Regions from separate parts of the Mus musculus genome. Here region 2 is linked to region 1. A link is a loop called in an ENCODE intact Hi-C map of the cell type or tissue named here. Cell type or tissue: left cerebral cortex. All regions are shown on one strand. Each heading gives the region's core, and the rest is flanking DNA. Links, peaks and the distances in the headings are about the cores only. Region 1 has its middle 46 kb from the start of Oxsm. Region 2 overlaps Nek10 (NIMA (never in mitosis gene a)- related kinase 10).

What was found. A loop is a pair of places that touch in the nucleus more often than their neighbours do. Peaks named below come from ENCODE experiments on the same cell type or tissue, not always from the same donor. Only the 100,000 strongest peaks of a DNase experiment are listed, where the experiment ranks them.
Region 2: it touches region 1 in a loop (4-fold over the local background); 8 of 42 quality-filtered maps call a loop at or near these places.

The regions. Positions count from the first base shown.
Region 1 is chr14:16,189,778-16,205,273 of GRCm38, reverse strand. No RefSeq gene overlaps it. Among named protein-coding and RNA genes, the nearest start is that of Oxsm, 46 kb to the left of the region's middle. In left cerebral cortex, for the core only: CTCF peaks have their summits at 8,556 (motif pointing right) and 11,461 (motif pointing right); DNase peaks (open chromatin) are centred at 4,679, 8,555 and 11,509.
Region 2 is chr14:14,976,856-14,992,351 of GRCm38, reverse strand. It overlaps Nek10 (NIMA (never in mitosis gene a)- related kinase 10), which reads right to left. Exons shown (of 35, transcript NM_001195229.1): 30 at 11,737-11,837; 31 at 5,575-5,685. Among named protein-coding and RNA genes, the nearest start is that of Gm46441, 43 kb to the left of the region's middle. In left cerebral cortex, for the core only: a CTCF peak has its summit at 6,880 (motif pointing right); DNase peaks (open chromatin) are centred at 4,774, 6,891, 7,497 and 7,960; H3K27ac peaks cover 676 bases.

The DNA.
Region 1 (15,496 bases), core at 4,612-12,611:
AAAAACAACGAACTCATGAAATTTTTAGGCAAATGGATAGAACTAGAAAATGTCCTGAGTGAGGTAACCCAATTGCAAAAGGACACACATGGTATGCACTCACTGATAAGTGGATATTAGCCCCAAAGCTAGGAATACCCAAATGCAATTCACAGACCACCTGAAGCTCAAGAAGAAGGAAGACCAAAGTTTGGGTGCTTTGGTCCTTCTTAGAAGAGCAGAGACTGAACTAAAGGCTATCCACAGACTGTCTCACCTGGGGATTCATCCCATATACAATTACCAAACCCAGACCCTATTGTGGATGCCAAGAAGTGCATGCTGAAAGGAGCCTGATATGGCTGTCTCCAGAGAGGCCCTGCCAGAGCTTTACAAATACAGAAGCAGTTGCTGGCAGCCAACCATTAGACTGAGCGTGGGGTCCCCAATAGAGATTTTAGTTAGAGAAATCACTGAAGGAGTCGAAGGAGTTTGTAATCCTATAGGAAGAACAACAATATTAACCAACCAGAACCCCAGGGACTAAGTCATCAACAAAGGAGTACACATGGCTCCAGCTGCATATGTAGCAGAGAATGTCCTTGCCATGGATCAATGGGAGGAGAGGTCCTTGGCCCTATTAATCAATACATTCTAATTTTTCCATACAGTAATCAGTATGTTTAACACATATATTTGTCTTGTTGAAATGTGTCTTTGAGTAAGTTCTCCAAAGTGGATATAATGGTTTGTGGTAAAGGCTGTGGGGATAATCTCTCACTGTGGATTGGTTGCCATGTTTGTCCACTTTGGTCTCATGTATCTTGCTTGGACCAATGGGATGTCAGGAATATGAGTCAAACTGAGTTCTGAGGAGTGATTTTTCTTTGGGAAGCTGTTGGTGCCATAAGAAGATCAGTGTCACCAAGGGGCAGGAACAGGATGGTCTCAGCTGAGCTGACTGAACCATGTTCTCTCGTTCAGTGGACTCTCAGGATCCATGTTCTTCAAAAGTCACGAGGACGGTGGCTACAGAGGAGTAAAGTTTAAGTTTCTGTGTTTTGTTTGTTTGTTTTTATTTTTGTTTTTGTTTTCTGCTTAGTTTTGGCTGTCCTGTAACTTGCTCTCTAGATCAGGCTGGCCCTGAACTCTGCCTGCCTTTATCTCCCAAATGCTGGGATTAAAGGTATGCACCACCACAGATGGACTTCTTTCCTACAGTTTTAGACAGGGTGTCATAGTTCATGCTGGTCTTGAAGTCACTGTTCACTAGTAACTGAGCATGATCTGAGCTTCTGATCCTCCTATCTCCACCTCCCAAGTGCTGGCATTGTAAGCATGTGCCCCATTTATGAAGTGCTGTGGACTGAACCATAGGCTTCATGTATTTTAGGCAAGTATTTTAACAACTGAGCCATATCTATAGCTCTGATCTATCATTTTTAGGGTTTAAATTCTCTTTCGTAGTCTCAAGAAAAAGCATATGAAGTGAGCGGTGACACCGTGCATCATTATGACAGTCAGAGGATAAGACAAGCAGCATCTACCAGATAATTTCTGCATCTGCTTCTTGACTTAGTCTTTTGGATTTATCTTCACTTTGATTTTATGTCTGAAAGCATTAGTAATAATAAACAAAATGAGTAACTAGGTTTTCATTTTACAGGCATCACATAAAAATTTTAAGTTACCGAGAAGAGAGGACACTAAAGAATTTTTTTTTTTTTTACTGTTTTATGTTTTGAGATGTGAGGTATGTGAACGTACTTATAAGTCATCTGGGATGACTGCCAGTTTACTTGTACTCATACCAGACTCTTCAGCCCTTCCAAACACTGTGTGCATGAGTTTCTGACTTTGATAAAATTATTCTCCCTGACTTTAGGGTCATGGGGCTGAATCTTGTTTTCAGTAGCTACTAAAACTCTTCCTTACCAGTTCCTAGTTTTTCTGTTGTCTCTGACCACATTATTCTGGCCCTACAGCCATGGATCCATATTAACATTTACATAAAACAATAGAAGTTTGGTTCGCTTTAGACTTTAAGATAATCTTCGATCTTAAAATGAGACAATTAGTGTCTATAAATTAAACACGACTGAATTATTTGACACAATTTTTCTTTAAATTTACAACTAATTCCCAACCTTGTAGAGTGATTGGCACTAATGTTTTCTATCCATATCTCCCCTTGAGAGAACAAAATAGATTCTAAGAACAAATAGATTCAGAAGTATTTGAAGACATGAACCCATCTACCCCTTAATTCCCAGGAGTTGCTCTGCAGTTTGAAGCAAGTGCAAGTCCGTTGTCCCTGCGTGCACGAGGTCTAAGCTGTATAGAGTTTGTAACATAGCAGCTGTTTAAGGAGAATCTTGTATCACACAGTACTAGAAGGACTTAAAGTGCAGATGGAAAGGAGGAACCTAGGTGCAAATCCCCTAGTGCACTGAGTGCACTGAGAGGAAACCATAGCTAGAGGGAACGCCAGAATCCCCCAGGGGTAAACATAGCTGCTTAGAGACTCAAAAGAACCCTGGTGGTACCAGACATTTCAATCAGCACAAACCTAATGTACAGATCTACTGGGAAGGTTCAGTGGCCAGCAAGAGCTCACCAGTGAACTGGTGGACATATGTGACTGTGTTAGTGTACATGTGTGTATATATCTGTATATGTACATGTGTGCATGTATGCACATGTGCACATATATAGAGAGATATATGTATGTGTACATGTGGATATATTTATGTCTGTATGCATTACATCATTTGGCTAAGAGTTCCAGGACAGCCAGGGCTATACAGAGAAACCCTGTCTCAAAAACCAAAACCAACCAACCAACCAACCAACCAAACAAACAAACAAACGTAGAAGACTAGTGTATAGTCAGGCAGGGACCATGCCTTTGATCTAGCATTTTCGAGGTAGAGGCAGGCAGTAATCTATACAGAAAGTTCTTGACCACCTGCAGTTACACAGGGAAACAGTCTCTTAAAAGAAATTAAAAAAGGAAAGGAGGGAAATCAAAGAAGAAAGGAAGGAAGGAAAAGAAAAAAAGAGAAATCAAGCAAGCAAGCAAACAGGAAAATAAATGTGTACAAAATCGAAGGTTATTTAAGGTATTTACTGTTAGTTGATTTTATGTTGATTTAAGAAAACATCTGAGACTCTAATTTTAAAGAAATATAGGTTTGTTTTAGGTGTGGTCCGGGAGGTTGGGTCTTTTATGACCAGGGACCACATCCCACATCCCACGTAGCCAGGAACATATGCTGCTTTGTGATAATGGAAAACCAAGAGGGTGAGTGTGTGCCTGGAGAGATGGTGAGAACAAGAGGAGATACCAAGCATCCAGCAGCAACTTCCCCTTCTAGCAGAATGCATAAGTTTACTCGTGAAGGCTCCCTCTGATGACCCATATAACCTTCCTCTGGCTCAGCTCCTAACACTCTTGAACTGATAATCAAGTGTCAACATGAGGCTGACCGTGGGATTCAGTAGTGATGCATATGCTTGGCATGTGCAAGGTCCTGAGTTCAATTGCTGATGCCCCCAGTAACTTTTCAAAATGAGTTCCAGAGGGGACAAGTCCTATTCACATTAGAGCAGGTGAATAATAACTATTTAAGAGAGACATAAAATCAGATATGCTAAGTATAAAATGATTAGTACATTCAAATTGGCTAGGCTAATTAAATAATTGAGTCTGACTACCTATAATTTTCTCAATTGCGTATTTATTCTTTTTATATCAATTGTGGCAGTGCAGCTATCAAAGATATTCATTTAGTCCCCGTGTCACAGTGTACTTTCTATACAACCCAGGCAGCTGCCACAGTTTACTGTAAAGAAAGATCTGGTCAGTGTGATTGCTCTGAGCCTGACAGCTTCTTCTGCCATAAGACGTGATTTGAATAGAAAGCCTTTGCTCAGAAACAATGAAGTTTAGCCTCATCAGTTAATCAAGAAGTGTGAGGCTGGGAGATGTGATTTCATCACGTGGAGAATGCCTGGTGCCCAATGGCACCTGCTTGCCAAATGTGGTCTTCCAGTAAAATTGTTCAATATGCCACCAGCTGGGATCTATGCAAACACTCCTGGATGTGTGCCAGGAGAGAGTGGGGGAGGGAGGGTCCAGCTGCCAGGGCTGCCCAACACAGGATTGAAAGGATCAAAACTGGAAGTGCTGCTTCCAGATAGCAGACCTCCGGGTTCAGCCAATTATGTAAATGCTGGGCAGCCAATTATGTAAATGAACGTGAAGCAGGGTTTATACTGTGCACTTTCAGACGAAGTCCCGGCTCTTATAAAGCCCACCCTGTGTCTAGACTACTTCAACTTTTAAGCTTCCTTTCCAGTTTTTGTTTTATTTTTCCCAACTTTTGGAGAAAAGCACTGTAAATACAGAAAGCAAGACCTTTCTCTGATGAATAACTCTCACAAAGACGCAAAGCCAGCAGAAACAACAGGATTTTAATCACTCGCTGTGCTATGCTTTAAAGCTCAGCAGGTATGAATTCTCCAGAGCTGGTTCAATAGATTTTTTTTAAACAAAGAAATGCCATGCATAATATTTTCTCTTTTGATTCCACAAAGCCAAACCAAACCACAGGATATTATGGATATGAACATTACATGGGGTTGCAAGAAGATCCCTCGGGTATTTGTGTTCACAAACTATCCTGAAGCCTTTTATGGCAGATGAGGAAAATAGATTGTAGAGAAGGGCATTTACTAAAAATAAAAACAGTTCTGAGCTCAGTCCTCAGGAATGGTTGGTGACAGAAAGTAGGTGGCTCTAGGGGACTAGACTTCCTGTGCAGATCCAGAGAGATCTGAAGTTCTGAGGAGAGACCCTCTACCCTAGATGCTGCAGCTACCCTACCCGGCAACTGTCAGGAGGAATCAGTGGGGGTCAAACGTACCAGCCCATGCTTTTGTCTCAGAAAGAGCTGCTGGTTGAAAACCTCAATTAGGGTTGGATGGAAAGACAGCTTAGCGGTTAAGACTGTCTGCCCCTTCAGCAGAGGACCTGAGTTCTATTCCCAGCATACACCCAAACTAATTTTGTTTCTTCTGTAGTGAAATAATTTTCCTCCCTTAAAAGATCCCTAGAAGACATATCTTGTGTATATCCTTAAAGTGGCTTCAGCCACAATAGTATGAGGGGCATGAAAGGACAAAATATAGTAGTTTCATTTTGGGAGTTCTGATACATAATCATCCAGTTATCACAGAGTTCTATACGGTATCTGCTATTCCCAGTTTAAAAAAAAAGGTTGCTTATTTTCTACTAAAAAGTTAGTGAAAACTCTCTCTCTCTCTCTCTCTCTCTCTCTCTCTCTCTCTCTCTCCTTTTGGTAATTTTGAGCCAGGGTCTCTGTATACAGATTTGGTGGTCCTGGAACTCACTATGTAAGTCAGACTGGCTTCAAATGAACAGACATCCTCTTGTCTCTCTGCCTTCTAAATGTTGGGATTAACAGCATATACAACCACATCTGGCTCCAGTTTCTTGAATTATCCTTTCAGAAAAAAATTATCAGAAGAATTTTACTTGAATACATTAATATTTAAGGCATTTAAAAGGTTAATTATAACTATAAGAAGTTATTAATAGATACATAATATTTAAAAAGTAAACTTATTTTAGGAACATTTGGAGTGAATAAAAAGACAAAATTTTGGATGCAATTGGCAGAGATTATTATGACTATAAAATACTTTATGTAAGCCTCATGATAAAAATAAAAACCTACATAATGTAAAGAGGCATGAATAAAAGCAAACCTTAATAAAGGAGCAATAAGAGAGAATGCCAGGTGTGGTACCTCACACTGGCAAAGAAATACTTGAAAAGCTGAGATAGGAAAATTACCATGAGTTAGAAGCCATAGGGCAACATAGTGAGTAGCAGGCCAGCCTGCATTACAGAGTAAGTAAGACCTTGTCTCGGCTGAGAAGGAAGAGACAGGAACAATTACCAATATGGCAATAGTACTTCTGTAATGTGGAGGTTTGATTGAGAAATGTCCTCATGTGCTCATGCACTTTAATTCTTGGTCCCCGGCTGGTGGAACTTTTTAGGAGGGCTTTAGAAAGAGGAGTGTTTCTAGACGGTTCTATGCAAGCTGCTGGAGGAGAACAGGCAACAATACTTTGACCCAGCTGTAAACATTCTAAACTACAAGACCACCTAGCCAGGCAAGATATGCCTTTTTGTGCAATAGTGGCACATGGTGATACCTAACTGGTCTCTGGAATGGAGGCCCATTCCACAAGGGAATACATGTTTAGTATGGTCAAAATATGTAGCTGAGGAAGTCGTAGGCCTAGAGGAAACACAATGCTATTGCTTAGCCAGGCAATACATACATAGAGTTAAACTGCTTTCTAAATACTTGTTTATATATAAATTATACATTTATAGACATGTTACTCCTAGACTTAGCCAGATAAGTTTCTCCTCCCAGTGAAGGGCTGTGAATACAGAGAATCATGGTTGTACAAAGTATTGAAAATGAGAGATGAGTGAGTGAGTGTCTAGCCCTAAATAAGACATTCATAATCACCCCCCCCCAAAGCTCAGAGACACCATGGAAGAAGGAGAGAATGGATGTATGAGTCAGATGGTAGGAAGAAGAGCTATAGATTTTCATCTTCTGAGTAACCATTGCAATGTTAAATTCATAGCAACTACATATACTTATACTGGATCTGCATAATTATGGGCCAGCATGGATGGAGGAGTGGCTCAGAATAGGGGGTGAGGTAACCATCATGACAACTCTTTCCTGTTTATAGATTCAGTGAGGAGAGGCTCATTACATTAAGTTGTGGACCCACTGGTGACCCTCTTGGGCATCATGGAGAGTTCTAATCCAATAGTCACACAGATGGCCCTAGTAAAACTAAACGGGTTATGAAACAAACCCAAAAGTCATGAATTTGGGTAAGGGACTAGTGGAGTGGGTGGAGTGGAAACTTCTGTATCCAAAGGTCTAGGCCTATGAGTGAATTCTCATATTCATAAGCTTTTGTTGTATAAACCCTGTTCACGGATTTAAAACTATTGGTTGAATAATGGTCAGTGAAAGCCAATTGCTGGAGAGATTAGAGGCAGGTGGGATTGGTTAGGAGTGGAGAAGACAGAGGAAAAAGAAGAGAGACCAGCAGAAGAAGGAGGAAGAATAATAAGAGAAAAGAGAGCTGTCATGAGAAGAGATTGACCATGAGAACATGGCCAGGAGAAACAGCAAGTATCTGAAGTATACTGCTGGGGAGGTAGCTGGGACAGCAGTTAGAAAAGTAGACTAGGAGTTATCCCAGTAATTGTTAAAGTTAAATAAAACAACCACAGTCTGAGTTTCATTCATTTGTAAGCTAGTTGGAGATAAGTTTTAAAAAGTTGTACTACATTCATGCTTAAGGGGCATGAGCCAGGCAAAGAAAGACAAACTGTTTGATCACACAGAAATGCAGAATATAGAAAATGAGAGAGGGGGAAGGGTGAGAGAGAGATGGAGGGAGGGAAGGAGTGAAGAAGAAGAAGAGGGAGAGGGAAAGAGGGAGAGAGAGAGAGAAAGAGGGAGAGGAGGAAGAGGAAGAAGAGGGTTGTAGAGTGGAGAGATTTATCAAGGTCCAAAGCTTGTTATAAGTGTGTTCCTGAACACGTATGTGCTGCACAGTTAACAGAGGTAACAACAGCACATGGTGTTCTTAAGAGTGTTAGCCTTTTAAATTATAATTTGTTATTTATATGTTTCTGTGTGGGTTTATGTGTGTCAATCAAGAAGTGGGTGCCAGATCGCAGTTGTGAAGTGGCCAACCTGAGAATTAGAAACTGAACTTGCGGGGCTAGAGAGATGGCTCAGTGGTTAAGAGCACTGATGGCTTTTCCTGAGGTTCTGAATTCAGTTCCCAGTAACTATAATATGGTGGCTCGTAACCATCTTTAATACGATTTGATGCCCTCTTCTGGTATGTCTGAAGACATCTACAGTGTACTCATATACGTAAGATAAATGAATAAATCTTAGAAAGGAAGAAAGAAAGAAAGAAAGAAAGAAAGAGAAAAAGAAAGAAAGAAAGAAAGAAAGAAAGAAAGAAAGAAAGAAAGAAAGAAAGAAAGAAAGAAACTGAACCTGGATTCTTTGTAAAAGCAGCAAATACTCTTCTTAACTGCTGAGCTGTCTCTCCAGCTCCAGAACTGTCAATTTTAAGGTTTATTGTCATATACAAGGGTCTCTATGAGAGATATTAGCATATGGATATGCTAACTACCTTGATTGCAGTAATCATTTCATAATATATACAGTGGTCAAAATGTTATGCTGTAAAGTTTAGATACACGCACTTTTAAATTCGTAAATAATATTGGCGGCACATGCTTTTAATTCCAGCAATTGGGAGGTAGAGGCAGGTGGATCTCAGTGTTGGTGACCAGTCTGCTCCACAGAGAGAGTTCCAGGCCAGCCAGGACCACATAGAAAAACCCTATCTTGAAAACAAAACAAAACAAAACAAAAAATCTTATGAACACTAAAGTAAAATAAATCCAAACGGCCACATGATGGAGCCAAAGCCTTGATGGTTAATAGGCCTTTCACTTAAACTGAACTAGTTTATTTTTAAAAATGTTTGAGTAAATGTTTCTTTGTCACGTTTTCAACATAACACTTTGTTTCTAACAATGTTTTTATGTCACAAGGTAGACCTGATTTGTCCTTATTCTTTCAAACTTGAAAAACTGTAATTTTTAAACCCCGTGTAGCATAGGCGTGGTGTGGTGCAAAAGGCACAATCATGTTTACTTATTAAGGACAAGACCAGCAGAATCCATGAAAAATGGAAATTCCATTCCTCAAAAAATTTCCCTATGGTGTCTCTCCAGCAAGAGACATTCACAAGTAGAAAGCTACTTGTGCCCTGCTTGAACAACACCCTCTATGTTTGCTGATACAGCTACTGAAAAGAGCCAATGAAAACCTGAAGACTCACTGGCTAAACTCTTTCATTTTACTCTCCAAATGAAACTGAGTTCTGGAGAAAAGCAGGACATGGATTGCAAGTTAGTGGGTACTAGAGATGTAATGTTTTGCTTTGCAGTTCTTGTAGACTTTAGCACGGACACTTGTTCAACAAATGTTCTCTAGTTTTTACTAGGCTTAGGACTGTGAATGCAGGTCTGGGAAATGAATTTTAAAGCAAAAACTGCCACCTTCTGGAACTGCAAATGCCACCAGCACTCACGGGTATCAGGGGCACAGAGCACAAAAACTCATGTGCTATGGAGGTCGAGAGTCATGAGTGTCGTTAGTTTTAAGAAGCATATTGTTTGTTTTAGAATATTTTGACTTTCCTTAAACATTATCCTTTTCTATAAGAAGAAATAAAGGGGAAGCAATATGTTTTCATTCTGGAGTTTTTTATATCAGCCCTCTAAGTTGGAGATCTGATTTTGGTAACCTTCAGTATTGGAGTGTTGATAAAAGATGGCATATAGAAAGGAAGTCAGATGCAGAGCCATTCCTCCGAGCTTTCAGTGACAGTGAAGATACTGGTAGGAGGAATCACTGTTGCAGAATGTTTGCTGACTCAGCTGGTGTAAGAGCTGGAAATCTGTGCTGGCTGGTCTTAAGTCAACTGACAAACAGGTTAGTGTTATCTCAAAGGAGAGAACCTTTACTGAGAAAATGCTTCCACAAGACAAAGCTGTAAGGCATTTTCTTAATTAGCTATTGATGGGGGTGGGTCCAGCCCATTGTGGGTAGTGCCATACTGAGGTGGTGGTCCTGTGTTCTATCTAAAGAAAGCAATCCAGTAAACAGCACCCCTTCATGGCCTCTTCATCAGCTCCTGCCTTGATTGAGCTTCTATCCTGACTCCCTTCAATGATGAGCACTGATGTTGATGTGTAAGCCAGATAATTCCTTTTCTCCCCAACTTGGTTTTATGTTATGGTTTTTCAGTGCAGCAACAGAAACCCTAAGACAAAACCTATAGCCATGCTCATGAGTGATGTGCTTAATTAACAAAATAGAGAAGAAAAAGCTTGAATTTTGGGTCTCAGATAAGATTAAAGTTGTATAATATGGTACTCAGGTCTAGAGGACAGAATTGGCTGAGGCCTAATGTGATAACTCAGTATGCAAACAGAATATCATAAAGAGCGAAGTAGCAAGGGGCCAGAGCAAGGGCTCACTGGAGAAAGGCACCTGAAACAAGAACATAAAATGGACTCCTACAAACAAAATGTCCTCTGATCACATACATGCTATGACATGCTTATGGGAACACACACACACACACACACACACACACACAAGTCACTCAACCAACCAACCAAATAATGAACTATTTTAAAGAGAGTAAGCAAAGAGGGAATATTAGTCTATTAAAAGTCCCAGGATATCTTTGCATACCCCTAAAGATAAATAGCAAAAGCTGTTCACTGGAGTTGGAAATTCATGGCACCACACGGCATCAGGCAAGATTAAATAGATGATCTGACTCTCTCACACAATGGAGTCTCCTCTCCTCTTCCCCCCCACCACATCATCGATAGTGTTCGGAAGTTGTTCCTTGTGAACAATGTGACATAGCTCATCTCTCTTATGTTTAAAATAAAATGTCGGCATCCCTTTCCTTTTTTGACAGACAAGGACATTGAAGCTTGAAGGAGAATTGTTGTTAGTGATGGAGCCAGGCAGCTCCTTGCATCACACTCTTATCTTTGTACCAATGGAAATTCTGTTTTGGCTCGTGACTTTAGTGTAAATTTGTTTTGAAGTAATACAAAAAAAATCAAAGAATAGTATTTTATGAAACTAAAATTGTATGGAATTTGCCTTCCTATGCAACTCATAAAGTTTTATTAGGACATGTAACCACACATATACTTAAGTTTGTTGGTGGCTGTCTTTGGTGCTGACAGAGACCACATGGCCACTGGAGCTTGAAATACTTACTTCTTGGTTCCTCATGAGGAGAATTTGCCGAGTGCTGATCTCCATTCTACAAAAGACTTGTTCCTAAATGGTTAGAAATGAGGTCTTTTTGCTAATATTTAGGCTTAAAATCCTTTTGAAACATTACCAGTGGGAGCCATTGAGAGTCCAGAGCACTGGCATTGAACACCACACTGTCATAAGGACTGATCTATTGTGAGTCCCAGCAGTTAGTTCAGATGGGCACAAAGATCCTAAATGGACATCAAAAAATCTTACCCTTGGTCTGCTCCAAGGACTCTTCTGGGCCTTCCTCCCCTCTTCCATAATGCTGAGAAGTATTAGGTAAACCCTGAGCCTCTACTCTACATTTTGCAATGCAATTGTGTGTCATTCTAATAGTTTATGGTTCTTTACAACTACTTAGAACGTTTTTATTTTTTTGATCATGCCTCTGTTTCTGAAGAAATGTCTAAATTTTTAAAAAAAGATTTATTTATTTATTTTATGTGAGTACACTGTTTCTTTAGACACACCAGAAGAGGGCATCAGATCCCATTACAAATGGTTGAGAGCCTTCATGTAGTTACTGGGAAGTGAACTCAGGACCTCTGGAAGAACAGTCAGTGCTTTTAACTGCTGAGTCATCTCTCCAGCCCAGAAATGTATAGCTTTAAGGCCAGGAATAAAATCTCAAATGTTGACAGGTAAAATAAATGAAAAAAGAAGATAAAAACATCTGTCATAGTCTGTGTACCCAGGACTGCTCAGTGTGGTGATGGTGGCAGGGGTTGGAACCTTGTGGAAGGCTATAAAATCACAGAATGGTATCCTACCTCCTTCCCCTACCTAGATCCTACAGATGTGAATTATACTAAGACAGTGAGACCTGGCTTCCTCTCTGGCCATGTAAAATCTAAATGTGCTCCCTCTGACTTTCTATACAGTCATGTGGAGTCTGAATGTCAGGCCAATGAGCTTGTCATACCACTATTAGACCATCCTTAGAGGCCTAGCTCATGATGGTACCTGATTGTCAGCTTTTAATCTCCACAATTGTGAGCTGAGTGTCAGTAGTAAATGCACAGAGACATAGCTCCACACTGCTACCCTCAGAAGCCTGTGTTCCTCTACTGTCTTAGGACCTTCTACTTAGTCTAAACGGGGATTCATGGTTTTGATGCTGAAAAAAAAATATCAAGAATAGCCAGTACTTGAAACAGTGTGGAGATTTTTTTTTTTAGGTATTTTCTTCATTTACATTTCTAGTGCTATCCCAAGTCCCCCATACCCTCCCCCATTCACTCCCCTACCCACCCACTCCCACTTCTTGGCCCTGGCGTTCCCCTATACTGAGGCATATAAAGTTTGCAAGACCAATGGGCTTCTCTTTCCACTGATTATTAAAGGTATTTTAATATAGTTTTAACTATGGGGATTAAGAGGAAAATAGACATTCATAAGAAATCAAGACATAGCCAAAAGGATGAGTCCAAACTTTGCAAAGAAAGAAATGCATCTCACAGAATGTAGGATTTCAGAAGCTTCGGTGCTCACTGGGTTTCTGGGTCCTCTATCTTTCTTCTACTCCTGTTTACTTCCTTGATATTGGGAACTGATTACAGCTTGGCTTTGGAGATGCGTTGGAAGGGGTCAGTTAAGAAGCCATTAGGGTTGCCCAAGGGAATTGGTTATATGTGCCTTCCTATGAATGAGGCTTCTAATGGGAAAATATCAGCTTTGCATACTGGAAAAGGTAGAGGCCTTAGGAAACTGGTAATATCAATGGAGTTCTTGCTTCTCTGCTTTGACTGCTTCTAGGATGAAGGGATGCCTCTCTATTCTCATATTCACATCCCATTTCCCCCTCCTTTTCCAGGTGTTTTTTGGAGACCACCACCTTTCACATTTGGTCCTTAAAGGAAGTCCTAGGTAAAAACCACAGCAGTTCTTATCTTTCTTATCTTTAAAAATGTCTCAGCCTTATTTTTCCTTTCATTGTCAGAAAGCCAAGGAAAACATGATCTGAGTTAACAAAGTGGCATGGAAAGCACTCTAGCACACTGAGAAGAGGTCCCTTAGCTGAGGGCCATAGCTAGATGACTGTCACAAGTTCTAGACTTTTCACATGTACAAGTGATAAGAGAAACTATGATTTCTGTTTTCTATAATCTTGCGCGAGCCCTGACTCACCAGCAGGAATGACGCTGCAACAGGATCCTTCTGCACACGTTTATTGGGAGAGCTTGACTGCAGAGGCGAAGAGACCCCAAGCCCAGAACTGGTGCTGCTTATATAGGCCTAGGAGAGGCGTGTCTCACACCCGGATTGGTGATTCATGGGTTATGCTTACCACCTCATTTGCATGCCTACATCTGATTGGTTAACTTGTCTCACATCTGATTGGTTAACTTGTCTCTCATCTGATTGGTTAACTTGTCTCTCATCTGATTGGTTAATTCTCAAAACCTCATCTTGGCAAAAAAAACTTTACTGCCTATGTATGCGTGGTGGCCAGCAGTAGCCAGAGCCACCCTGCAACGGCACATGTGGCTTCCCACACTATAACCTGCCAGCTTCCCTATAAGCTGAGACTTTTAATTAAGTATGAATGCTTAAGGCCTTAGTTGTTCTTAACTAGCTCTTAATAACTTAAATGAACCCATATATATTCATCTGTGTTCTTCCATGTGGCTCCTTAGTTACCTCTTCTTCAGTTATGACTGGTGAATCTCTCTCCTCAGTGTCTGCCTTTCTAGTCTCCCACCAAAGCCCCTCTCCCAGAGTTCCTATCTTTCTGCTCAGAAGTCCCACCTATTCTTTCCTGCCTCAGCCACTGGCCATTCAGCTCTTTAATAAACCAATCAGAAAGTGCTGGAGGGAGGATTTACAAGATATGATGCAGCCATATGAATAACAATACGAAAGTCCAGTCTACACTCAACTCTCTGCTTTCATAATATGAAGACAATCTTTATACACTGCACAAAATAATCACCCCAACAGGTAACAAATTCAAATCTGAAAAACAAATTTTAATCCCTGTACTTTCAAACGCTTGAATATAGAGTAGGATTGTAGGTTGCTGCCTTTTAAGGGACTCTTACCTATCCTCCTTTATTATGAAGATTTAATTGTATCCAAAGGTACCATGCAAGATCTCAAAGGAGAAGATCAACCAATAATCCTACCTAGCTGTGAAACCTATGAAACAACACCAACCAGCATGACAATAACCCTAAGGATACAGTAATCACACTCATATGTTGGTGGTAACCAATAGCTCTGTAATTGGACATGAAGCCATCTCAATAAGAGGGAATTCATGACTGGTACTGGAAACTTAGTCAATTTCACAGGGCTATTGAAGTCATGAATCTTGAAGGAGAACCTACAACCACTTTATTAAACCAGCATATTCCCAACTACATTCTAAGTCTTGGTCCTTATACCCACAGATAAGTTTAATTTACATCCTGCATCAAGGGAACTTATCTTTGCAACAGATAGAGACCCTTGCAGAAAACCACAACTAATCAAAATGTAGAGTTGTAGAGCCCAATCCCAATGGGTGTATCTACAACACAAATCCTGCACCCAAGATTCAGGGATCATTATGGAAGAAGGGGAAGAAAAATTGTAAAAACTAGAGGAATTGGGGATTTTATGTGAGATTGTGTCTTCTAGAAATGTTAGCAAAGCTTTACCCTTCAAGTCTCGAAAACATGGCTGCCTACAGAAGAGATGAACACAGATGACAGCACTAGACATAGCAACATTGTTGGGGGAAACTCCATGAAGATTCAATTCTAGATAGGGGACTACAGGAAACTAGTTAATGCTGCGATTGGAGAAATTATCTTCTCTTAGGTAGATCACACTAATAGACTGTTCAAAGGTCAGCCCTGAAAATTAACATTATATGAAATAGGCAGATTGTATTTATATATTTAGAATATATATATATATATATATATATATATATATATATATATATATATATATAGAGAGAGAGAGAGAGAGAGAGAGAGAGAGAGGCATATATGGAAGGGATTGAAGGGAGTATAAGAAAGGGGAGAAATGACATAGTTCTATCACAATAACAAATAAATTACTATTATAAAAAGAACTTTTCCGTCAAGCTTGGGCTGTTGCTCAGTGATAGAATATTTGCTTAACATGCTTGGTCTCCAAAGCATGTGCACATGAGTGCATAACTGCACACACACACACACACACACACACACACACACACACACACACACAAACATACATGTTCTCCCTCCAGCCCTCTCCATTTCCCTCTCCCTCTTTCTTTCCTTCTTCCTCCCCCCACTCATCTATTAACTTTCTATAGGAAGATTCTTACATTACTTCCGACTGCAGGTGCATAGCTCAGCTCCAATGTACCTTGTTGATCAGAAAAGTCTATTTTTAGGGTTGACTGTGGAGCAGAAAGTGTGTGTTCCGATGGACCTTGGCCATGAATTTGCTTAGATCTTGCAGAATTTAAAAGCCTTTTCATATAATGGCTCCAATTTGGATAATAATGTTTTCAAACCTTT
Region 2 (15,496 bases), core at 2,938-10,937, 1.2 Mb after region 1:
TCATTAAAATCATGTAAAAGTAGATTGATTGTATTCCATGAGTTTATTTTACACCCAGAAAAACGAACATCACATGTTCTCTCTCATTTGAGGCTCCCAACTCAAAATCTTCAGGTGTGAGTATAAAAACCTCTAGTGACTGCAGAATCCAGGCAAACAAAAATACATCCTTGTCGGGAAGAGGATCAATAGAGAGAGGAATAATAGTAGGATACAAGTAACCAGAAGGAAGAAATCAGAAAAAAACGTGGAGCTCTAATTAGGGAAGGGGAGAAATATAAATACAGCAGAAGAGGGAGGGGTAAAATAAAGGTAGGGATGTATGGAGAAGTCACAAGGAATCGCAGATGAAAATGTTCTATCTGGGCTGACAATGCTCACCCAAGACCCATAAACCATTCAAAGACCCCAGTACAAAAATGAAAACCTTCCTTTGAGTTTTTGGTCAGGGCGGTTCAAGAAACTCCCCAGAGTAAGCTATTGCTTTTGTTTTCATTTGCCCTCTACCCCTAGAGGGTGCTAAAGATACAAAGTATCTCTATCCTGTTGCTAAAAATACAATGTACTTCAGAAAGAGGGTTTTTAAAAGGACCTACAGGTAAATATATTTCTCACTCCATACCACAGAAACTTTTGTTTGCATCTATCACAGAAAACCATAACCAATCAAAATTTGTAGTTACAGAGCCCAGCCCTAACTGGTACATCTGCATCTACTACATGTCAGTCTGAGGGAACACATAGAAGAGAGAGCAAAGAGATTGTAAGAGACAGGGGATCAGGGAGCTTGCTGTGACATTATGTCTCATAGAAGTATCATGAAGTCTAACCACCAAGGCTGACTAAACATGAACTGAACAAGAACAATACCGATAGACATGTGGCCATGAAAGGGGGCAAGCTCATGCGGATTCAACCCTAGATAAGAAATTCCCAGCAACTAAAGAGTGCTGAAAGCAGGAGAAATAGTTTTCCCCAAGAAAGAGTACACAAGTTGGCTAGCCAATACTAAATGGTCAGCACTGACAACATACACATATACTTTCTAAGAAAAGTTAGAACAAGCCTTGGCCCTTTGAGAAACATGAATGGAAGAACAAAGAACTGTAAGCTCTTATTGTTTCATAACACCCCTGAGCCACATCCCTTTGAAAAGATAGGAACCACCATCCTGTGAGGCATGGAGTCTCTATCCCATTTTTATAAAACTGTCTCCTCCATCAGTCTTTCTCCTGGTTTGTTTCAATAGCAGTGGGAGGCTAGAGGACCTAAGGCCCTATGTGTGTCCTTATCCCTCTATTTGCTGCAAGATCCAGAGCAGGGACGAGAAAACTGTTCAATGGAGTCAGACAGTAACTATCTCCAGCTTGGAGAACATAGGGTTTCTAACTCTGCCTACTCAGCTTTGCCTGTAGTAACAAAGTAGCTATAGGCAAGATGGAAATGAAAGCATGTGGCTATGTAAACAAAAGTAGAGAGCAGGCCAGATTGGCTTAAGGACTATAGTTTGCTAACTTCACATTTAGAAGCTTGATCAGATGCAAATGCAGGCTTTTGGCAGAGCTGTATTCTAAATCAAGTGGCATACACCATCAGGTAGTCCCTCTCTGTGGGACCTCCATCCTTTCTTACCCTGGGATTGCAAACCTACAATGCTAGCTGGAGCTTGTCTACAGTATGAAATGTCCCTTCATCAGAAATTTGTTTACCTTGAGGCAGAATTTAAAATAGAAAGGAAGAAAAATGATTGATTCCCTTCAGAAACCAGTCTTAAAACAATGAATGGGTTGCTTTGCATGCTCTGAGAGTAACCAGAGAGTGATCTCTTTTCTTTAGTATCAGTATTAACTCCTGGATTCAAGCTGCTGCCCTGCTGTGGAGGCATTCTTAGTGATGCTTCAGGGACAGCCTCAGCATGACTCCTAGTCTTCAGGCACGGTCAGTATTCCCTGACAGTGCTGTGCTGCCTATACCTCAGAACAGCAGTCCCAGCTTCTGCAATTTCTGCCCTGGACCAATCAACTGTGTCTCTTCAGAAACATGGGGAGAGGACTTGAATGCTGTTTGATTAGTTTCTAGAGTGATTTAGTGAGTATATTTTAAAAGAAAAAATTGTCATGGATTTACACTCACTGACAGTGCTATTTAAAATACTGACTTGAACCAGGACAGTCTGAAAATAAAAGGCACAGAACATGTACACTCTGTGCTAATTGGGTTGCTTGATGACTTTTTATTCTTAAGAAGGGATATTGCTGTGTCTCAATGAAACTAGGAAGAGACTCACATAGTACCTGTGGTTCCTCTGAGCATTTCATCCTGCCCCCTTCCCAGCCAAGGGGCTGGCTTCCTTCTCTCACTTTCTCCTTTCTATATAAACTCAGCCATTTGGCTACAGGCTCTCGAGGTTCCTGCTTCCTCTTTCAGCCTTTTGATTTCCATGGAGTCTTCTTGCTCCCTCTCTCTTCTCTTCCTCACTTGATCCTCCCTACCATTACAGCCCCATTCATTCCACTACTTGGTTCAGCCTGGATGACTTTTCTCTCCCTTGTGTTTATAATAAAACTTTCCCCTTACCAATTAAAAAAATAAAATAAAATAAAATAAAATACTGACTTGAACTAATCTTTTCTATCTTCCTTCTCCTTTATTCCCCTGCTGAAAATCCCAATTCCAAGGCCACTGTGTGATTACTCGGTTGGCTTTGGTGCAGTGAATTAATGCAGCCAAGACTAAGGAGCCTGTACCAAAGACCAGCTTAAATGAGCTAGAGAGAACAAGTTTAGTTCTTAGAAATGGGTTTTTCCATCTTTGGATTCCTTCACATAGCACACTAGGCATTGGTAAGTGATAAGTGCCATTGATAGGTGGCCACAGTCTTTCTATAGCAGCTCCTTCAGACCATAGATGTAGGCTCCCTGGGTCTCAAAAGGAAGGAGAAAATGCAAGTCAAATACCTGGGGAGGTGGGGAGTGAGGGGTGAGACAAGGATTGGGAGGTGGCAGCAAGGGAGCCTGTGCCTGACAGTTGGAGGATTCTATGACTGTACAAGGGATGAAATGCCCATTTCTGAACAAAAGTCATTGCAAAGAAAAAAACTACAAGCAAGGGAGGAAGACCGGGGTCATGACATTCATGAGTTTAGATCTTTCTACATACATAAAACTGTATTTCTATGTCACACCAACACACAATTTATTAAAGAGTTGAAGAAATGAAGACTGTCATAAAGAAAATATAAGTGCATAATATTGATGCTCCATTCCCTAATGTGAATTATACATAAAACACTGACCATAGGCCAGGATGTACAAGATTCTTGGACTGGCTCTACCCAGGAGGGACACAGGCAGATGAAAGTTGTTTAAATCATGGGAGTGGAAGAGGAGGCTATGCACAGGGAAGCCTCAGCCAGGCCTCTATGGAGGAAGGAGCTGACACCTAGTTCAGGGCAGCGTGGATACTTCACTATGTAGCCTACCTTCCCTTAGAAGAATGGGATTGTGCTCATATCTGTTGACTGCAACTGAACCCCAGATGTGAGTATCCTCTTCCCCAGGTGGGGGATGGGGGTCATGGGTGTATTGTGAGATGCCACTACCTCGTCAGAAAAGAGACGTGGCATCCTTCTCTAGACAGTGTGGCCTGTCTCCTAACCCTGCTTAAAATAAACAAAACTCACCCAGCCCCACCAGAAACTATCTTGACAAAGATGAGAACATTTTAAAGATGAATTTGTGGCCCTACCATTATCTATCAGACTTTGAAACAAGGAAATCCCAAGAAATTGAAAGTTTCCTCAGAAATCCCTTGCTAGGAGGAAAAGGCTGAATCTTGGTGCCAGAGGGGAATTTGTCTCCTGGATAAAGATACCAATGTTCAGACAGCTCCTCAGATCACCTTGCAAGATTAGAGCCTTTCATAATTCATATCTTGTCCTATTTAAAAGCTGCCTTCCTCTTAGGCTCCTGAAGACCACTGCAGCCTGGAAGGGCCACTGGACCTTTGTACCCCTCTTCCCAAAGTGGGCACATTGACTAAGTCTCTTTACCTGCTTTTCACTCTTAATTTGGCTCTTTGGTAGGCTTGAGGCAGGTGTGTGGGCCAGGCTGGCTCAGTGAGACTCTCACATGAGCTCCCAAACCTCCTATCCCCCTGAAATCCTGCCTTTGTGCTCAGGCCAGGATACTGGCTAGAGATGCTCTCAGGACACAGGAAGGGAACCAAGGATGGCAGCAGGAAGAGTGATTTAAGAAAAGAAATTGGCTTCACTGTCTGGGAAGAAAGAAATTAAGGGGAACCTGCATCAGATAGACCACAAGAACTTGCCTTCCAGGAAGGCACAAGGGAAATCCATGGACGGAGTGGGAGGCAAATGTGCCTATGAACACCTTCTGAGGTAGAAGCTTTCACCTTATAAAACCAGAATTTCTGTTTTAAAAAAAAATTGTATTTAAATTGGCTTATTCTCAGTATCACTTTACTAAGAAAATAAAAGTCAAGCATTATAGTCTTTTGTGGGAGGCTTGAGCGTCTGATATTTAAAAATGTATTTTTTTGGTATTTAGGATGCTATAGGTAAGTGTGAAGCCTCCTGTACCTCTGCTTCATCTTCACCATCTCCTTATCTTTGCCTTGTTTGCCAGCACAGCGTGTGATGGGCAGCTCACTCTCTTGTCTCTGAGGAATGGGCTCCTGCTTTGTGTACCTACTTGCAGCTGCCTCTGGTATATACATCAGTGGTTCAGGCCTCACTATGGCTATGTGCCAACAAAGCAGAAACAGGCTGCTTACTTTTTTTTTCTAATCAAAGAGACTGGCCTATTTCCTGAGTGATAAGCTTGTGCTTAAAAGTAGACTCACTAATGGGAAAAAACCAACCTCAGAGAAGGAATCCAACACAATACTATCACTTAAGGATATGAGGGCATTTAAGGAGGAGAGGAGGAGAAGAGATTGGGGGATCAAATTATCTCCAACAAGGTAGCTAGACTTTCCTCATACTGGGTCCTTCAGGGACAAGACAGAGGGTTTATATGACTTCTAGGACAAAGTGGGTTTCCTGTCTCCAACTCATGTCACCATAGGTAAACAACTTTCTTCCCATTTGTTATAACAATTTAGATTCTGCGTGTGTGAAGAGAAACTTTTGTTGTACCCAAATATGGAAAGGCTGCAGAATGTTGAAGATAGGAGGGCTAAGTTCATTCTGTCCCCATAGATGATTAAAATGGTGGCTTTGCATGGTCAAGTGATGGTTTCAGGTAGAAAATGCAATTTAGGGGGCTCACTGAATAACCTTCTCCAAAATACTGGGACAGATGCTTCAAAGGCAGGCTGCAATATACATATTTTAAAATTAAAGACATTTATTCTTACGCAAACATGTAGTTACAAGGAAAGAGCTGTATCAGCCAGCCACCTGGAGCTAATAGCCACAAAAAGAAGCATGGGAAACAGGGAAGGTGGACCCATTTGGTTGAGCATTACCCTTTAACAGTAGGCAAAGATCAGGGAGCAGGGTTGGGATGAAGACATCTCTCATGGATAGGTGTCTACATGGAGAACACATACCTTCTTAATTTCAGATTTCAGGTTACATGGGTTGCTCTGCTGACTGAACAGGGACTTCTTGAATCTCTCTATAACCCTTCTCTTCAGATCATGGTGCAGAGCTGGAGGGAGCTGCAGAAAGCAAGAGGACAGCCATTACAACCAACTCCTCCACAGTGCATCAGCCCCTACAGGAAGCACTTATATGGGGCCAGCACAACAGTACATCCTCAAAACCTAAGGAGGACTCTGAGTTAGCAAATTATATGCTATAGTTTTCATCCTCTGCATAGAGGAGTGGCTCTGCTTTTTTATCTTGTCACAGTCACCCTTACTGATACCACTCTCACATAACAGCTATGCACATGCACATTCCATTTAGTAAAGCGCACCCTTGACAAGGGAGGTACATTCTATTCATGTGTAGGCGTCTGTCACATGCCGGAACCACACCAAGCACCTAAGTGACAGCCTTCAGAAGATCTGATACTTTGGACCAGGAAACACAAAATCTTGACAGCTATGTGTCGGCCTGTGTGTCTTCCTGTAACAGTTCCGCTAGACAGAAACAAAATCCTAGGGGCCACCATTCCCAGGAGAGCATGGATTGGCATGCATTATGACCTCGATAGGATGCTGTGGACTGCATACATATATAGGCAGTCACAGCAGAGTCTCAGAAAAGGGGATTTAAAACAACCACCCAATTGCAGGGCTTGGCAGGCAGGAATTGCATGGGAAATCAGAGTTCTGGTGGCACAGAGGGTGAGGTGAAGTCTGGGAGAAGAATACCACAAAAGAAGTAGGATCAGAATTATCAGGGGTCTCCATCTCAATAAGCTTTTTTTTTTTTTATAGCTAAACATTAAAAGGAAGAGCTGAGGAGAGAGGTGGGTTGGGGTGAAACAAGTGCTCCCAATTAAAAAGAAAAAAAAAAAAGAAAGAAAACTATAAACTCCAACCAAATGATGACCCAGACAGGCAGGGACACTGCAGAGATGATCAAACTCAGCTCTGCTTCACCACCTGGGACTTCAGTTGGGTTACTACCTTGTAACTATCTGGAACCAATAAAAATATGTGTACCACCATGAAGGAAGTCTGATTCAAAGCCCTCCAAATTCACGATTATTCTTGCCTTTCACATGGACTAACAGAGGAATATGTAAGGCGAAGAAGACAATGAAGTTTTTAGCATTGGTCTCTTTGCAAGGGAAGGGGTGGAGCCCTGAGAGGATGGAGACCCAGCCTAGAAAGACAGGACTTGGTGATTCCCTATTGTTTCCTGCCAGAAGGCGCCACCTCCCTGAAGCAAACAGCAGAGGGCAGTGGTGCGCTAGGTCCCGTTAGCAACCTCCCAGCTTTACTGCAGCCGTCTGTGAAAGGAAGGGCCTCACATCCTGCTGGCCACAAAGGCATATTGAAGATGTGGTCACCAGTGGACTCAGCCTAACACTGGAAGGCATCAGAATAACTGTCACAGAGATCTTGACAAGTCTTGCTATTTATTTAACTTGATAAGTCTCTGGTTAACTTGGAGGATCGTCTATTGCCCCTGAATTCAATGGAAGAAACACTTGAGCTCACTCCAGTAAGCTCACATCCCTAAGATAGGCAGTGCAAGCAAGCTACCGTGTCTCAGTGAGATAAATACTGTTAGCACAGTGTCCCATCCATCAATCTTTCAGTAAGAATTGAAAACTACGTAAAATGGTGATGGCTCATTTATATATGAAGTACGTATAACAACATAGTCAGTATAAAATCAGAACCAAAACGCACAGCTCATGCTTGCCAGATACTGTGAGCACTCCTTTGTGCTTGCATTCTTGCAACTCTCCCACAGCAAACTTGCAAAGCAGGTTCTGTTCCTAGGTAAGTAAAGGATGGGTCACACACCTTCCTTTTGAGGTGTGTTTGTATCAGCCTTATCCCTAAGCCAACACCACTAGCACAGGGCTGCCATACTGTACCTCACAGCTTATAAACATTCTTATGGACTCATTACATCTGACACACACACAGCCTGCAAGAACGCCCATTTTCTTGAAAAAGAAAATGGTTCTAGAAAAGATAATATGTTCTTCAGTTCAAACCTGGAAATGGTTTTTCTTGTACCACACAAAGTAATTTTAAAAAAAAAAAAAGAAGAAGAAGAAGAAGAAGAAGAAGAAGAAGAAATCCTGGTCGGCATGTCTTCTCAAACTTACATCAATATGAATTCTTTCCAAAACCCTGCATTCCCTACCTAGTTATATATTAGCAAGGCACCAGCAATTTGCAGGGCTCCACTGGATAAATAGTAGACCAAAATAGCACTCTATTCTATTTTGACATTTTACTGCTTAACATTTTCCCCCAAATGTTAAAAGCAAATGTTCTAAGATTACCATTTAAAGAAATAAAATCTCACACTTCTCTTAAAATTTAGAGTCCCTAAAACCAGATTTGGTAGGAGAAATGGAGTCATGCTTTGTACTGCTGCTGCATAACACAGTATGGCTGCCTGAGAGCCTGGGGGGCATCTGCTGCTGCTGCTGCATAACACAGTGTGGCTGCCTGAGAGCCTGGGGGACATCTGCTGCTGCTGCATAACACAGTGTGGCTGCCTGAGAGCCTGGGGGACATCTGCTGCTGCAGCATAACACAGTGTGGCCGCCTGAGAGCCTGGGGGACATCTGCTGCTGCAGCATAACACAGTGTGGCTGCCTGAGAGCCTGGGGGACATCTGCTGCTGCATAACACAGTGTGGCTGCCTGAGAGCCTGGGGGACATCTGCTGCTGCAGCATAACACAGTGTGGCCGCCTGAGAGCCTGGGGGACATCTGCTGCTGCAGCATAACACAGTGTGGCTGCCTGAGAGCCTGGGGGACATCTGCTGCTGCTGCTGCTGCATAACACAGTGTGGCTGCCTGAGAGCCTGGGGGACATCTGCTGCTGCTGCTGCTGCTAGCACCCCAGTGATGGGCAATCCTCCCCAGTCTTCCTATCTCTTCTCGTGGATACAGATGTATTGTAATTTTTTAAGTTGTTAGATGATGACTTCAAAGCATTTGTTTAACAAACTAAATAAAGTATAGTAGAGAATTAAAGCCACTCAGATTCCTTCAGCTCTGAGGGTCTTACCTATGCAATAACTACAAAGTAACATTTGAGCATTAATCTCCAGCTGCTCAAAGACACTGATTTCCAGCATCTGAGATGAAGTACTCATTGCCTTCTTAGCATGCTGGCATTAAGACTGTCTTTGCAGGTTAAGATGTACAATTGAAATAAGAAGTCTAACATCCTGACTTGTAGAACTATTACCACGAGATGAGTTTTGCAGGTATGTCTGTGAAACTGACATGTTATGTCTGTGAAACTGACATGTTAAGCATGGAAACTGGACAGGAACAGAAGCAAGGTTTTCATCAGTTTCTCCTCTGGTCCTCAGGAGGAGAGTGGGAAGCCTTAAGTTAATTATACTTTGACAGGCTTCCTTTGTACAACTTGTTCCTCTGCACCAACATATCACCTCAGCTGTGTTCTCTCCTTCCTGTGATGACACTGGCTGTATTGAGCACTGTGTGTTAGAATTCCCAGAGGGGAACCTTTCTTTGCTGTGTTAATAACATGAAGCTGAAAGTGTTCTTAAAGCACATTTGGAAAATCTACAGTCATTATGACTGAGCTGTCAGCATGGAATGAATGCATGCTACTGGCTAAAAAATACAAAACTCATCCAGCATAAGAACTGCTGAGAGACCCTAGGGGAGGATGGAGCTTGAGTTGAGGATGTTCTGGCCTTGCTTGGTGCTAGCAGCAAACACTTATCTATACCTGCTGGGATCGCTGCTGGTTAGTGCTTGCTCCTAGTCACATTCAGTGGCTCCTCCTGTAGGTGATAGTGTTCCAGACATTTCTACCAACCCACCTCCTCCGGGGCCTTTCCTATCCTATTGAAGGTGTTTCACAGCACATCACCAGCAGTCTTCAGCAGGAATCTCAGAGTCGATGTCTGCCTGTCTCCAAGGGAAGGAGTTATGTTTTTCCAGCACAGCACCTCAGCAAACCTCACTGAAGTTTCTATTTCCAAACTCCACCTCATTTTGGGTGCAATGCCTTAGTCCTAAAGGTACTGAATTGGGCCGCAGAACATGAAATGGGGGCATCTTTCTGAACCCTGATGAAGCTCCCACAGTGGCTCTTTTGTTCTCAAGGTAATCAGGGTTACTTATTTATCTTGTTGCTTAGAAAAAAAAAAAACCCACTGACAAAAGCAATAGAAAGATGGAGAGAAGGAGGATGAGAGGGAGGAAGGGAGGGAGGAAGGAAGGAAGGAAGGAAGGAAGGAAGGAAGGAAGGAAGGAAGGAAGGACAGGGGAGAGAGAGAGAGGAAAGGGGAAGGACAGATGAAGCAACAGAGAGATGAGAGGGAAGAAGAAGAAAAGGAGGGGGGAAGAAAGGAGGGGGGAGAGAGGAGGGGGGAGAGAGGAGGGGGGAGAGGAGGTAACCTTTGCTCTGGCCTACAGTCTGTCACAGCATGGACAGTTCCACCCAGAGGCAGAACACAGATGGTTACACTGGATCACTGCTCACGTTCAGCTCCCTTTCTCATCTTTACTCAGCCCAGGACTCTAGTTGTGATACAGCCACACTTGTGATGGGTCTTTCAACTTCATCTAATGCGATCTGGATACTCCCTCGCAGACACGCTTTCCTACTGATTCTAATGCTCATCAAGTTAGAATTCAAGATTAATCACCATAAGACATCTGTGCCTCTCAAAACCTAGAACAGTGTCTGCTGCTTGAATAGGTGTTTACTCATTATATGACAAATGAGCAAAGGATTTCACAAAAGCACCAGGTGACACTATCTTGAAATTCAAAGTACCTATTTTCTTACCCAAATATCTATATTTCTTAAAAAAGAAGCATGTCAAAAAATAAAAATTTAAAAAAAGGAACATGTCACTAGTAGGTAGCACACGTCTTAGATGAAGGGGTACCCAGCTGCTTAGCATTAGATCCAGTGGGTCCGTAACCAATAGCTCGTCTTCAGCCCCAAATTTCTCAGAACCGAAGTATTACTCAGATTCACAAATAGGAAGGTTTAATAGTCCTGAGTATTATGGAAATTGGGGTGGGGTGAGTCTGGCTATCATATCCTTGAAAGGCTCTGCTGTCAAATCAGATGAAAGGAGAGGTCCCCCAGAATTGCTCCTGTCTTAAGGAAATACGGGGCCAAAGTGTGGAGCAGAGACTGAAGGAAAGGCCATCCATAGACTGCCCCACCTGGGGATCCATCCTATATATGGACACCAAACCCAGACACTACTGTGGATGCCAAGAAGTACTTGCAGACAGGAGCCTGTTATAGCTGTCTCCTGAGAGGCTCTGCCAAAACCTGATCAATACAGATGGGGATGTTCCCAGCCAACCATTGGATTGAGCATGGGGACCCCAATGGTGGAGTTAGGGAAAGGACTGAAGAAGCTGAAGGGGTTTCCAACCCCATAGAAAGAACCACAATATCAACCAACCAGACCCCCTCTCCCACAGCTCCCAGGGACTAAACCACCAACCGAAGAGTACACATGGAGGGACCCATGACTCCAGCTGCATAGGTAGCAGAGGATGGCCTTATCCGGTATCAATGGGAGGAGAGGCCCTTGGTCCTGTGAAGGCTGGATTCCCCAGTGTAGGGAAATGCCAGGGCAGTGAGGTGGGAGTGGGTGGGTGGGTGGGTGGGGGAGTACTCTCATAGAAGCAGAGGGAGAGGGAAGGGATACGGAGTCTGTGGAGGGGAAACAGAGAAGAGGGATAATATTTGAAATGTAAATAAATAAAATATTCAATAAAATATTAAGGTTAAAAATTAAGAGAGAAAGGAGAGGTCCCATTCCCTTTATTCCTATGATAGAACTGCTTGTAGAGAAGCAACCCAGCTCTGTCCCCTGTTGCTCATCACAATACAAATCCACTTGTGTGGACGTCTGTTTTAGGATGGAGAAGACAGGTGGAAACCATGGAGAAAACTGGACTGATTTACTTCTAGGCAACTCCCCACATGCATACGTTGCAGGAGGGGTGAGAACAATTCCGTGGTCACTCTAACTCAGGCTCCCACAAGGCTGTGTGCTTTCAACTTTGTTAGCTTGGCCTTGTGGCTGAGAGGTGTACAGCGGGAGACACTGACCTGCGTGATGTAGATAACTTTATGTAGCTGGATCAGGATCTGCTGAATGGGGTCGCAGATCTGCCGCACTTTCCGCTGGGATACAGCGATGCCTGCAGATGCTGTGGGTGACAAAGTCTGCAGTTAGTCAAGGTCTCTAAGAAAAGCAGTGTTAGTGCAAAATGGGATAAAATTCTGGGGGAGAAGGAAGCCAAAATCTCATCTCACGGACGAGACAATGTAACACTTCAGTGTTTTAGAATGTGAAATAAGCTGTTGTCTCCCTCCGCTTCTCAAGCACTGAGGAAACAAAAAATATTTCTCACACAATATTTGAAATACTAAGTGCCCTTGGATATTTTGTCTGTGATTGCAGGAGGCTGCCATTGGGAGGAAATGGTGCCTCAGATATGAAATTCTAAACAGGGCTTTTCGTTTGCTTGTTTGCTTACTTTTAAGTAATAAACTATCCATAAATTTTATAACAGATTTTAAAGCTAATTTTATCAAATCTACTAGACACAAATACCAAGAACTCTATAGTAGAACTAAGTACTGTTCAAATCCTTAATTACTGTGAATCTTAATGTCTCCTTCAATTTCTTTCTGGGTTAACTTGTCCTGAATTCTTCCTGTAAACCTACTGTACCTTTACAGATTCTGACCAATGGCTATCAATGTGCACAGGAGCTGCTTCTAGTCCTCAACACAGTGGTCTATCCTTGAGGACTGCAAAGCTAATATATAGGAGTGGCATCCCACCCTGCATTAGCCACACCTATATCTTCTCATTCACAGATTGCAATGGAAAGCATAGAAGATGCCAGAAGATAATATCCCCTCTTTATCCTCTGGAACACACACACACATACACACACACACATACACACACACACACACACACACACACACTTATAACATCTTATACTCATTTACCATAATCGTATTAAAATTAAGTTTCTTAAGACCTCCTTTTCTCCCTTTCATACCATTTCAAGCATTTAAGAAATTAAATCTGTTATAGTAATCGATTCAGCCATAGCTGCAATTTTAAAGATGATTCTTACGTGTGCTTTCAGAAAAAGGTTGTGTGTCTTGCCATAAATGGTTTGTTTTCAAAACATTTAAAGAAAATTTTATATGGTTAATTAAACACATGAATTTATCCTCTTTAGGAACAAAACAAAAAGGTAAATAAAATATGAAGATTTTCCTTATGGATAGCTCTCTGTACTTGTTTGGAAAATTAGCACAAGAAATAACTCAGCTCTGTGCCATCTGAGGCTAATTTCTTCTTTAGATATAAAGGCCCTGTCTCTTTTGAAAACTCCTTGTAAGCATAATTATTGGTTCATTAAGATGTGATTTGATGAATTACCCTTGGGTAAAAGGCTGAGAAATCAAATCACAAGAGCTTAGCGAAGAGCAGCACTGCAGGCCCACAGTGCATACCTGTGTGGGGAAGAGTGGCTCCAACCTCCGAAGCTCTGCTCCCACCCAGAGGCCCCTAAAGGTTGGAGTTCTGTCTAAGCCCCTGAAGGTAGGACTGTACAACAGCGCTAAGATCCCTCCCCCCTGAAAACAGGACTGTGTAATGGCACTAAGATCCCGCTGGCAGCAGAAAACTGGAGGCCTTAGGTACGTGTCATCTTCACATTGGCTTCTCAATCATGGTTTCAAGCTAAAGGCTCACCGCATGGCCAAGCAGTTTTAGGCTTGTGACTGGAATTTGAGTGGATACCACAGACCTGACTCTACCACAAAGGTGCTCATCTGTGGCCCTAAACACAAAAACATGGAGTTAGCTAGAATGTTTGAGGTTCAACATACAGCTATGCACTTTAACATTAAAAAAAAAAAATCTGAGTTTTAACTCTATTCAACCACTGTTCTTCAGTTCTGGGAAGCTCTTGACTTTCAAAAATAGCTTTGATAGGTTGCTTTCTTAAAATTGAATTATTTCCATGAATCCAGCCCTTCAAAGGATAATAAAGGGAAAACTCCAACACAAGGATGGAAACTACACCCAAGGAAAAGCAAGAAAGTAATCCTTCAACAAACATAAAAGAATAAAGACACATGAACAGAGTCCCAACTCTAACAACAAAAATAACAGGAAGCAGCAATTATTTTCCCTCAATTACCCATTAAAAAGATATAGACTAACAGACTGGATATGAAAACAAGACCCAGCATTTTGCTGCATACAGGAAACACATGTCAGTGACAAAGAGACACTACCTCAGAGTAAAAGGCTGGAAAACAATTTTCCAAGCAAACGGTCCCAAGAAACAAGCTGGAGTAGCCATTTTAATATGGATCAAAATAGACTTTCAACCAAAGGTTATCAAAAAAGAAAAGGAGGGGCACTTTATACTCATCAAAGGAAAAATCTACCAAGATGAACTCTCAATTTTGAACATCTATACTACAAATGTAAGAGCACACACATTCTAAAAAAAAAAAAAAAAAAAAAAAAAAAAAAAAAAAAAAAAAAACTTTACTAAAGCTCAAAGCACACATTGCACATTACACAATACTGGTGGGAGAATTCAACACTCCACTCTCAACAACACATAGATCATGGAAACAGAAGCTAATCAGAGACAAAGTGAAACTAACAGAAGTTATGAAACAAATGGATTTAAATATCTTTAGAACATTTTATCCTAAAACAAAAGAATATACCTTCTTCTCAGCAATCCATGGTATCTTCTCCAAAATTGACCTTATATTGGTCACAAAACAGGTCTCAACAGATACAAGAAGACTGAAATAATCCCATGCATCCTATCAGGTCACCATGAAGTAAGGCTGATCTCCAATAATAACATGAATAATAGAAAGTCCTCCCAACCAAAAAAATCCAAGGACCAGATGGGTTTAGTGCAGAGTTCCTAAGACCAATACTCCTTAAACTATTCTACAAAATATAAACGGAAGGTACTCTACCCAATTCGTTCTATGAAGCCACAGTTATTCTGATACCTAAACCACACAAAGAGCCAACAAAGAAAGAGAACTTCAGACCAATTTCCCTTATGAATATTGATGCAAAAATACTCAATAAATTTCTCACAAACCAAATCCAAGAAAACATCAAAACCACCTCCCATTATAATAAAGTAGGCTTCATCCCAGGGATGCAGGGATGGTTCAACATATGGAAATCTATCAACATAATCCACTATATAAACAAACTCAAAGACAAAAACCACATGATCATCTCAGTAGATGCTGAGAAAGCATTTGACAAAATCCAACACAGCTTCGTGATAAAAAATATTGGAAAGATCAGGAATTCAAGGCCCATACCTATACATAATAAAAGCAATATACAGCAAACCAGTACCCAACATCAAACTAAATGGAGAGAAACTTGAAGCAATCCCACTAAAATTAGGGACTAGACAAAGCTGTTCTCCCTCTCCTTATCTATTCAATATAGTACTCAAACTCCTAGGTAGAGCAATTACACAACAAAAGGAGATCAAAGGGGTCAAATTGGAAAGGAAGAAGTCAAAATATCAGTATTTGCAGATAATATGATAGTATACATAAGTGACTCCAAAAATTCCACCAGAGAACTCCTAAACCTGATAAACAATTTCAGTGAAATAGAAGGATATAAAATTAACTCACAAATCAGTGGGCTTTCTCTACAAAAAGATAGACAGGCTGAGAGAGAAATTAGGGAAACAACACCAATCACAATAGTCACAAATAATATAAAATACCTTGGTGTGACTAAGCAAGTGAAAGATCTGTATGATAAGATCTT